Regions from separate parts of the Homo sapiens genome. Here regions 2 and 3 are each linked to region 1. The links are chromatin contacts, found by Hi-C or POLR2A ChIA-PET in ENCODE. All regions are on one chromosome and are shown on one strand. The core of a region is the stretch at or near the end of the contact, and the rest is flanking DNA. Distances in the headings are between cores, read along the strand shown.

The links. A loop is a pair of places that touch in the nucleus more often than their neighbours do. ChIA-PET counts read pairs that join two places held with the same protein, here RNA polymerase II (POLR2A). Pooled maps may share reads with other maps.
Region 2: a map of gastrocnemius medialis shows a loop between it and region 1 (9-fold over the local background). The contact joins the promoter of DDIAS here to the promoter of TMEM126B in region 1. A Hi-C loop is called at or near these places in 3 of 168 maps with a recorded cell type or tissue (CD8-positive, alpha-beta T cell, gastrocnemius medialis and naive thymus-derived CD4-positive, alpha-beta T cell) and 10 of 50 pooled maps. POLR2A ChIA-PET finds 5 or more read pairs at or near these places in 1 of 52 experiments (T-cell).
Region 3: a loop to region 1 is called in a pooled map, with 4 times the contacts of the local background. The contact joins the promoter of RAB30 here to the promoter of TMEM126B in region 1. A Hi-C loop is called at or near these places in 7 of 50 pooled maps. POLR2A ChIA-PET finds 5 or more read pairs at or near these places in 3 of 52 experiments (GM12878, WTC11 and activated T-cell).

Annotation. Positions count from the first base shown.
Region 1 is chr11:85,627,343-85,630,372 of GRCh38, reverse strand. TMEM126B (transmembrane protein 126B) reads right to left here and starts at 1,780. Exons shown (of 5, transcript NM_018480.7): 1 at 1,685-1,780. The coding sequence starts at 1,765. It overlaps DLG2 (discs large MAGUK scaffold protein 2), which reads left to right and starts at 3,029. Exons shown (of 28, transcript NM_001142699.3): 1 at 3,029-3,030. RefSeq lists enhancers at 1,513-1,592, 1,683-1,732, 1,983-2,172, 2,313-2,362, 2,443-2,602 and 1 more.
Region 2 is chr11:82,900,192-82,903,221 of GRCh38, reverse strand. DDIAS (DNA damage induced apoptosis suppressor) reads right to left here and starts at 1,486. Exons shown (of 6, transcript NM_145018.4): 1 at 1,400-1,486. It overlaps LOC124902602, which reads left to right and starts at 1,167. Exons shown (of 2, transcript XM_047427953.1): 1 at 1,167-1,174; 2 at 1,541-2,308. The coding sequence starts at 1,167. The coding sequence ends at 2,198. PRCP (prolylcarboxypeptidase) reads left to right here and starts at 2,792. Exons shown (of 9, transcript NM_005040.4): 1 at 2,792-2,987. The coding sequence starts at 2,820. RefSeq lists silencers at 1,857-1,946, 1,997-2,046 and enhancers at 2,257-2,306, 2,587-2,686, 2,837-2,896, 3,017-3,030.
Region 3 is chr11:83,070,117-83,073,146 of GRCh38, reverse strand. RAB30 (RAB30, member RAS oncogene family) reads left to right here and starts at 1,250. Exons shown (of 5, transcript NM_001286060.2): 1 at 1,250-1,456. It overlaps RAB30-DT (RAB30 divergent transcript), which reads right to left and starts at 1,081. Exons shown (of 3, transcript NR_038903.1): 1 at 1,001-1,081; 2 at 343-524. LINC02951 (long intergenic non-protein coding RNA 2951) reads left to right here. Exons shown (of 3, transcript NR_186233.1): 3 at 451-745. RefSeq lists an enhancer at 808-1,297.

The DNA of each region.
Region 1 (3,030 bases), core at 531-3,030:
TTAAAGGGAAATACTAAATCTCAAATTTAAGGAGTCCTAGACAAGAGGATTAGAGGGGATAAAGCATAATGAACACACAAGATACTTAATAAATCAGTGGTTCTCAACCTTCAGCATGCACAAGAATCACATGGGGTATTTATTTGAAATGCAGTCTCATGAATTCCCTCCTGAGATACCTGGATTCAGCAGGAGTAGGATGAGGCCTAGAATCTGCATTTTAATAGCACTTAGTGCTTCTGATGCTGTAGTCAATGGACACATGTTGAATATCACTGTAATACTCATTTGCTGAATGAGCGGTATGTACCAATCCTAACTATAGAAGGCCAGTTCATTATACACAGTTCCTGGCATCAACATACAGAAGGTATGAGCTCCTTTGAACCTTCTTATGGTGTTACACAATGAGTAATAATGGACCAGTTTCTTTCTCTGCATCATGGCAGAAATGTACTCAATCTTTTTCTGTAACATTTCTGGAGAGGGCAGGGGGAAAAAAAGGTAAAATATTTTACAAATTACAATTTTTCAGTGACTAGACTTACATCTTTTCCCTCTCCCTGACACCCAAATGGAAAGTATAAGGGATAGTAACATCTAAGGGAGATTCTATACCTAACCCATCTATTGTACTAAGACATCTGCTGTCTTGGCAGACGTCAATAACATGAGTAACCATAAACCATAGATAAATTTTTGTTTTGCTCTCATCCAATTCATTGAAATCCTCCACCTTCCACCAAAAACAAAAAACAAAACAAACTTCCAGGCAATATCTTCTACTAATCTCCTACCTAGTCTACACCCTAAAGTCTCTATAGGGAAAACAGACACCCAGGATTATGATTACAGGACAGCAAATACTGAAATACTGGAAAGAACACAGGAAATATTTGAGTGCTTAAGCTTTGCAAGGCACTGTCAAAGACTCCAGTGCTTTCATTACACCCCTTCCCCCTTAAGGCCACTCAACTAGTCACCACGCTTATACCAGTAAGAGTGCATTTATGTAGGTTTATAGTTTGCAAATCATCTAACGGTTTTGTAGTGCTTTCATGTGTATTATTTTACCTAATAATAAATTTTTCACCTAATAATAAATTTCACCTTTAGAATTTTATTCAACATTCGCTCATAATTTAGGGAGCACGTGGTATATGCCAGACCTCCGGGTAATCAAGATACAGTCATCCCATCCTCAGGAATCCACAACGCAGTGGGAGTTCAGAACAAAAAAGCTGGCAATTTAAACACAGAATGAGAGAGTGACATAAACGAAAAACCCAACAACCTAAGAAAAAGCAAACAATCTAGCCAGAGGAAGCGTGGGAAGGCTTCCCGGAAGAAGTGACATTTAAATCAATAACCGAAAGAGAACAGTTTGGCAGGGGAGTTGGGACGGATAGAAGCAGGGAAATACTCCAAGTTGAAGAAAAAGCCTGTGCAAAGGCCTGGAGACAAGAGAAAACAAACTGCAGATAATGAGGACTAGAATTTAGGTCATCTACGTTCTCTCCGCCTCTTTCCACAGCAACTGGAGACTTAATCGACTGCTCCTTGCATGGACTTGGGAGCTGTTTTAACTTTTCAAATCTCCTTTAAAGGTATCATCTTAGAAGAGTCTGCCAACACTTTGAAGGTGCAGAAATCACCCCCCATACCACTTCGGATTTCCGCCTACCTTGGGCGCTTCCTCAGTTCCCACCGGCACCACACCTGAATCCCTTGGCTTAGTCCCAGCCTCATACCCGAACACCACCATTTTGGTGGCTCATGTGACTTGCCGGTGGGCGGGGACCCAGAACGCCCTGGGCGGGAAGTGGTGCTGATTTACGGCTCAACGCCTCTCGATTGCAGCCCGGGCCCGCCCCCACTCAGTCAAAAGCCGCGCCCTCCATCCTGACTGTGATTGGGCGCGGCGTCTAGAAATTACGGCCACTTATTCGCTTAGAGGAGGTCCAGGCGCCTGTGGGCCTGCCCCCCTCGCCAGCCGAGTATTTCCTTCCCTGACTATTTATCAGCTTAGCTCCCTGATCTCTTCGCGTCCTGCGGGAAAGATGGGGCGGCCCGAATGTTGTAATGTTACTGCGCTCCTGCCTCTCCTCAGGGCAGCTGGGAACTAGCTGCCTGCCCCTTTCAGTCCTTGAGGGAACTCGCCCCTTTGCCCTGGCCTGTGTGGTGTTAAAGCTCTGTTTCTCGGGCACCTCCTCCTCCAAACCCCGGACCAGCCGCCCAGCGCCGTCAGAGCAGCCCCGACTAGCCTCCTCTCCTCTCAGCCGTCTGACTCCTCTCCCCAGTCTGTAGTCCCCTCAATTTGCATCCTTTAGCCCCGCTTGGAAAGAGACCGGAGAGAAATTTGCCCACTACCCCCGCGAGAAGACCCACTTGTCAGCCGTGTCTCGGGGTGGGGGGCACTGCAAGGCCTGGCGCTGTTTTGTGCACGTTAAATGCCCAGCAGTATCTCCCAGACCGGCAACCCCCGACCCTCCAGTCTCCATGTCTTACAGAAGCCAAATTCGAGAGTTATATAATTTCTAGTGCTGCTGTTGCTCCTGCCTGAGGAAACACTTCATCGCGTGGAGGGTGCAGGACATTTCAGTGCTCTTCCCTAAAAGAACGGGGCTTGGGCAGGGGTGGCCAGCGGTGGCAAAGAAATGTCTTGTCTTTTCTGCAAAAGGAAGGTGGGTAGTTTGAAGAGAGATTGAGAGAAAAGGTGGATGTGAAAGCCAAGCAGCTGCACTTTCTCATTTAGGAAATCGCGGACCGTTTACATAGCTTATGCTTACATGTCTAATACTACTACGGCGTCTCTGAAAACACCTTTGGGGGAAGGTTTGGCTTCTCTCGAAGTCTCAGTGTTTTTCCTCGCCGGATAGGGAGCTGCTTGAATGCGAAGAGATGGCATGATGTGAATGACTCCAGTGTGAAGAAATCTGCTTCGCCAACTCATCCTGCATCAAGTGCCCATTGAGTAGCACTGTCACTTTAATGTCTCCATGCCAAGGGATTGCTTTCCTTTTTTTTCAA
Region 2 (3,030 bases), core at 237-2,736, 2.7 Mb after region 1:
ATTAACCTCCTAACCATGATCCGGTCTCTGCCCATCTTTCCAGACTCATCTCATACAACTGTCCTTTCTAAATATATTCCAGCTATACTGGTCTTTCCTTAGATTCTTGAACATTAACATGTCAAGCTCTTTCCTGCCTCAGGACGTTTGCACAACCTGTTCACTCTGTTTAGAATGTTTTTCTTTCCCTCTTTTGCATGGTTGGATCACGCTCATCTTTTAGGCATCAGTATCAACTCCTTGGAAAGGTCTTCTTAGACCAGTCTAATTCACATAGTTTCCTTGTAAATTCTCCTTAATTCCATCCATAAAAGGTAAGTTCCATTAGAACAGGAATCTACCTTGTTCATCATTGGATCTCAGTACCTAGCAATTCTTGGCACAGACGAAAGAAGCATTTAACTATCTGCAGAATAAACAAATAATTACTTGGTGCTCTGTGATCCAGTCCTGTGGGGTCAGGAAAGGGTTTCTGATTTAAAAGGCTTTGCAAACTGACTAAGAATTAGCCAGGTCAGGGACAGGGTCAGAAGACGGTTTGGGGTGAGAAGGAGGATAGTGCACTTCAGGAACACAAAAGACATTCTATATGGCTGGAGCGGTGGAAAACCACTAGGGCTGAAGAGCCAGGCAAAAGTCAGATAGGAAAGAGTCTGTAAGTCATGTTAAAGAGTTTGGGCTTAAACCTGAGGGCAAATAGGAGCGACTGAAAGGTTTTCAATGGGGAGTGCCTCGGTCAAATATGAACTTTATCAGCCCAGCAATGTGGAGACTGGACTGGAAGGTAGCAAGATTGAAAGCAGGAGAACCAGCTGGGGCGGCGGGGGAGGGGGGGGTTACTGTCACAGCTATGTAGCAGTCATAGGGTCGAACCAAAATAATGTCAGTAAAAAACGGAGAGAAGTGAACAGATCTGAGATATTCAAGAGGCTGGTAGGGACTGGCTGGATGTGAAAAGGAAGAAAACTTTCAAGCTCTGGTTTAAGCACATGGCTCAGTTAAAATATGTTCCTTCTAAGCCATCATAGCATTTTGGAAGATCCCCTTTCAGCACGTACTACTCTGCACAGTGGCCCACTGAATACGTATTTGCACATTACAGAAGCAAGAGTCGCGCCTTTTCCTCTCTATTTCCGATTCTAAAAGCTCACTCCGAGTCTAGCTCGATGGCACTGTAAGTGTTCAATAAACGTTCGTTAGGTGATTGCAAAAGCACTGAGTCTAAAATAAAATAACTGACGTTTATATTCTGTTACCCTCATGGCTGCCCGTTTACAGAGAACCACTTGTGAAAAAACAAGCGCCGGGCTCTGGGTGGGTCTCATTCATAATGAAGTTAAGAGCCTCCTTAGGAGTCTCCGGCTCTTCGGCTTCCCGAGAACCCCTTTACCCAGCTCACCTGGGGGAGAAGACCAGGAACGGGCCCAGGCGACGCACAGTGACTCGGACCGGCCGAACTCAGTAGCACGCCGGCAGCCTTCCAATCGAATCTCCCGCGTCCTTTTCCGCCGGAAGTAACGCTTTGGCTCTGATTACTCAGAGCCAATCAGAAGAAGGCGCCGCAGAGGGTGGAGCTTAGCGAGGAAATCCTACAAGCATCTGGAAACGACCATTTTCGTCAAACTGCGGGTAGAGTCTTTCTCCCCGACAGGTGGATCAGTAGTACAGTCCGTAAAATTGGTTTTGGAGCTTCGCTGAGCCTCCTGGGCGTAGGGTTCCCGGGAAAGTGTGGAGTGAGCCGCAGCGCCCTGGGGTCTGGCGGGGTGACTGAAAGAGGGAATGGAAGCTGGATGAAGAGGGTTGAGGGAGCTTTGGAAGCCAGACCCGGCGCTGTCCTAGGGGCTAGCACTACCCACGGGCGGAGGGAGGAAGGGGGCGGTGGCAGGAGGCAGGAGGGGGGTGGAGCGCGGAGTGGGTTTTCGGGTGCCGGAGAAGAAAGGGGGCGTTATTTGAAAGAAGGGACCGGGACCTGGCGGGATTTAGGGGCGATGTGGACCCGGGGCGACCTGTGTAATGGATGGGTTGTGCGAGCAACACAGTTTTGGGGTGACCCAAGAACGGAGTATCATAGGGAGTGGTTAGGCTCCAGATGGAGGTGGGTGCAAGGAGCACAGTCTTTGGACCTGGACCCAGCGGTCTGCGACGACGTGCTCCGCTCACTGCTGAGTGATCTAGTGCAAGTTCCCGCACCTCTCTGAGCCTCAGTTTCCACATCTGTAGATGGGAATAACAATCATATACGACGCACAAGATTGCTGTGACGATTTAGTTAGAGGAGATGATGCGTGTGCCTCCCTGCCTCGTGATACACTGGCCTGTAGTGAACCTTCAATAAATTGTCATGGTAGCTGTTATTGCCGTTACGTAGGATTTGCGGAAGGCAGGAGGTGTCGCAATGGAATTGCGGTGGCCAGGGCAGGGTTTGGTGGTGATGATAATGGTAGGGATATTGGGTGACCTGAAGGACAGGTGGGCTTCGGGGGCGCTATAGATAAAGCATGGGCTACAGCGATGAGTTAGGAAGAGGCCCTAGCATGATAAGGGCAGACTTGGGGTGTGACCGCAATGAAGGTGAGTGCTAAGGAGCAGATGGCACGAGAGGAAAGTGGAGTGGAGGCGGTGTCCTCGGGGATGGGGGCGGAGTGGCTGTGGTGACCTGGCTTGGGCGGCGTCTCTGAGGAGCTGGCTGGCTTTGGGTTTCCCCTGGGAGGAGCTGTTTTGCGGCGGGCGGAGCTGCAGGCTGGGCAGGGCTTAGCCTGTGCGCTTCTGCTGGCCTCCTTTTCGCCCTCCCACCCGCACTGCAGTCTCCAGCCTGAGCCATGGGCCGCCGAGCCCTCCTGCTCCTGCTTCTGTCTTTTCTGGCGCCCTGGGCCACCATAGCCCTCCGGCCGGCCTTAAGGGCCCTCGGCAGCCTACACTTGCCAACCAACCCCACATCCCTCCCGGCTGTAGCCAAGAACTATTCGGTTCTCTACTTCCAACAGAAGGTAAGGGGGAGCGGGGGCTTCGCCGTCCCAGGCCCAACCGCCG
Region 3 (3,030 bases), core at 1-2,500, 2.6 Mb after region 1:
TATTGCCAGACGTCAGAAGGCCTATCATCAATAATATCCCACCCCTCCCGCCTTTTCTGAGACACGGGCTTGCTGTCGCCCAGGCTGGAGCACAGTGGTAGGATCGAGGCTCACTGCAGCCTCAACATCCCGGGCTCAAGCGATCCTCCCACCTCAGCCTCTAGTGTAGCTGCAACTACAGGGGTACACCACCATGCCCAGCTAATTTTTTTGTTTAATGTTTTTGTAGAGACGGTACGGGGTCTCCGCATGTTGCCCAGGCTGGGGTTGAACTCCTAGAATCACGCTATCTCCCCGCGTCTGCCCCCAAAGTGCTGGGATTAAAGGCGTGAGCGACCGCACCTGGCCAATATCCCCTTTGAACATCTGCTTTCGCTGGTTGGTAAAAAAGTGTCATTTTAAATTTAGTGTTACTCCTTCAGGCTATTCCCTCTCTCTTCTTACTTGCAGGGCCAAAGCAACGTCTCTTTCCACCTTGGTCACCTTCCAACAACGATTTCTTCGGACGCCTTTGTTAATCATTCCTGTATGAAAAATCAGTGAATCTGAAGCTTTGGGGAGAGTGAAAGGGGGTTGGAAAACAAACGGCAAAACAAAAATGCATTTCGGAGGACTACCCCAACTCTGTGGGTGGAAGTGGGCTTCTCCGAATAAAGGCGAGGGTCGCCGCCTCGGGTCCTCGCACCTCAACAAAAGACACCAACTCTCTCAACTGTACTGTTAACAGATCTAAATGATACTCCAAGCCCAAAAGTAAACCGACTCTCTCAATCTCTTAGCTAAAAAATGGAGAAGGAAGCGTAGGGCCCCATGCAACCCCTTCAGGAGCTGAGACCGAGGCTCACTGGGCCTCTGGATGCCGCTTCCAGTCGGTCCCGCCCTACATCAGTCCCCAGCATGGCCTCCACCCTCTGGTTCCCAGGTTCGTGCCCGCGGCTATCCGACCAGATCGTCCTCCACCTCACCGTCCCCACTGAACCACCACTTGACTCCTGCGCACCCCTAAAACCTCTGCCCGGCTCCGCGGAATCGTCCCAGTACTCCTAACATGGCGGCCGAGTCCCCTTTGCTCCTTCACTCTGGGCGCGTCCCACTTGGAGCATTTTGGGCATTGTAGTTTCGGGGATTGCCTGGGTATCCCTTCAGGACGTAAGAAGACTACAGTTCCCAGAAAGCACCGCTCCCGAGCATGGCTATTGGGGACGTTTGGACAGAGGGATGATGTCATTGCAAAAGCCCCACTGCATTCATTGTGCTACGGTCTCTCCACCCCCTGCTGCTGCTGGGCTTGCGATTGCCGCTCGCTCCAGCTGAGCTAAGTGTAGCAGCAGCACCAGGGCAGGGACTGACTCCAGCCCTTGGACTCAGGACATCGCAGACCTTCCCTTGCGTGCGTGACTCATTCGCACATCCATTTCTGTTTATGCCTGGGGTGGGGAGAAAAATCCCAAACCAGGTGAGTTGAAGTGATTTATTCAAATGCTTCTACCAAGTTATTCCTCCCGCTTAGTTCTCAAGGCTTTCTTTTGGGAAGCTGTGAGCGGTGGGGAGGTGGGGGGGATTGGGGAGAGGCTTGCAGGCACAGCTAAGGGGAAAAGCTCTGTGCCATTTGGGTCACTGCAAAGAACAACTCCAGCAACCTTCCCCCGCCAGAGGACGGGTGCCTGCCAATTCCCTAGTCGCAACTCCTCTCAACCTTTTTGAGGCGGAGAGAGGGGGCTGGGCTGGGAAGGATGTTGGGGAGTGCTCTTGGAAAATCTGAGGAAGGCAGAGGTGGGGGACTGCAGTCCTGTCACACACGGCCCGAGAGCTGAGGTTTGAGTGGGAAGGGGTGATGCGTGGGGAGAAATGGAGACAGTGAATTAATGTGGTCGCACTACTTTAGAACATTTGAATGTCGCTTGGACGAGCACTAGTTATTAATTTTTAAGATGAACGTGCTTAAGTTTTGTAGGGCTTTATTTTATGTGTGTATGTCTATGTGGTTTGTCTCGCCTTTTCTGCTGATTTGAGGTGACAGTGTCCTTTAATGGTGCACTCCGTGCCAGTCAGAAACATTTCACGTGTCTGGCGAAGGTTCTTTCAGGCTGCTGGAAGCAGCGTTTTTGTTAAATGTTTTCCGTTCTCCGACTGCTGGATTCAAGATTGTTTGGAAGTGGAGCCGACAGATTTGTGCTTGTGTGTTTTAAATTACATTGCATAGGCTCTTTGCCACTGACAATGGTACCATAATGAGCTGCTGTTTCCTGAGGCATAGTCACTACTCACAAATAACGGTTTGAAGAGATCGATTAGGGAAGAGGGGTTCATTTTAACACATTAGAGAAAGGGAAAGTTAGAAGCGCTGTTAACCTTCATTTGCCATTACTGAAAGGTGCCCATGGAAGAGTGATTTTGGTTGTTTTGTTATTGTTGTTTTTTTAAACGAACTGACATTTAACAGGAGAGAAAGCATTCTGACTTACATGATGCTCTTGTAAGAGTTATAGGGATAATTAGGGCAATAGATATGTTACTTTGAGATAAACAGCTGGCTGGCTCCACAACAGATGGGGCCAGTCTTGGCTGAGAGATCTACACCCTTGGAAATGAATGGGCCTGGGGTCAACCACACCCCCTCTTGGAATGTCAAAAGAAGGAGAAATGCCAGAGTATTTGCTTAACTCTAGAATGCTAAACCTTTTCCTAGCTGAGTCAGACATGGGCGAAATTCTTTACTGGCTGTCTTCTGCTGCTAAGCCAATTTTGTTCATTTTAAATTCAGATCCTTAGGTCTCCAAAGTTGTAGCTGTGTGATATTTCATTAAATGCTGCTTGATGCTGAATGCAAAGGACAGTCCATTGTATGGGCTTTGTAGTAGAGTGATTTATTGGGATGCCAATGAGCAGCTTTTGGATTTGGGAAAAGATCAACAGTTAGCCTTTGCCTCTGCGTCTCTCTGTTGATGACGCTCTGCTCTTCTGGACACCCTACCCTTCTCTCCTGTACTTTCATTTCTTCCCCCCACCCCACCCCATCCCACCCACATC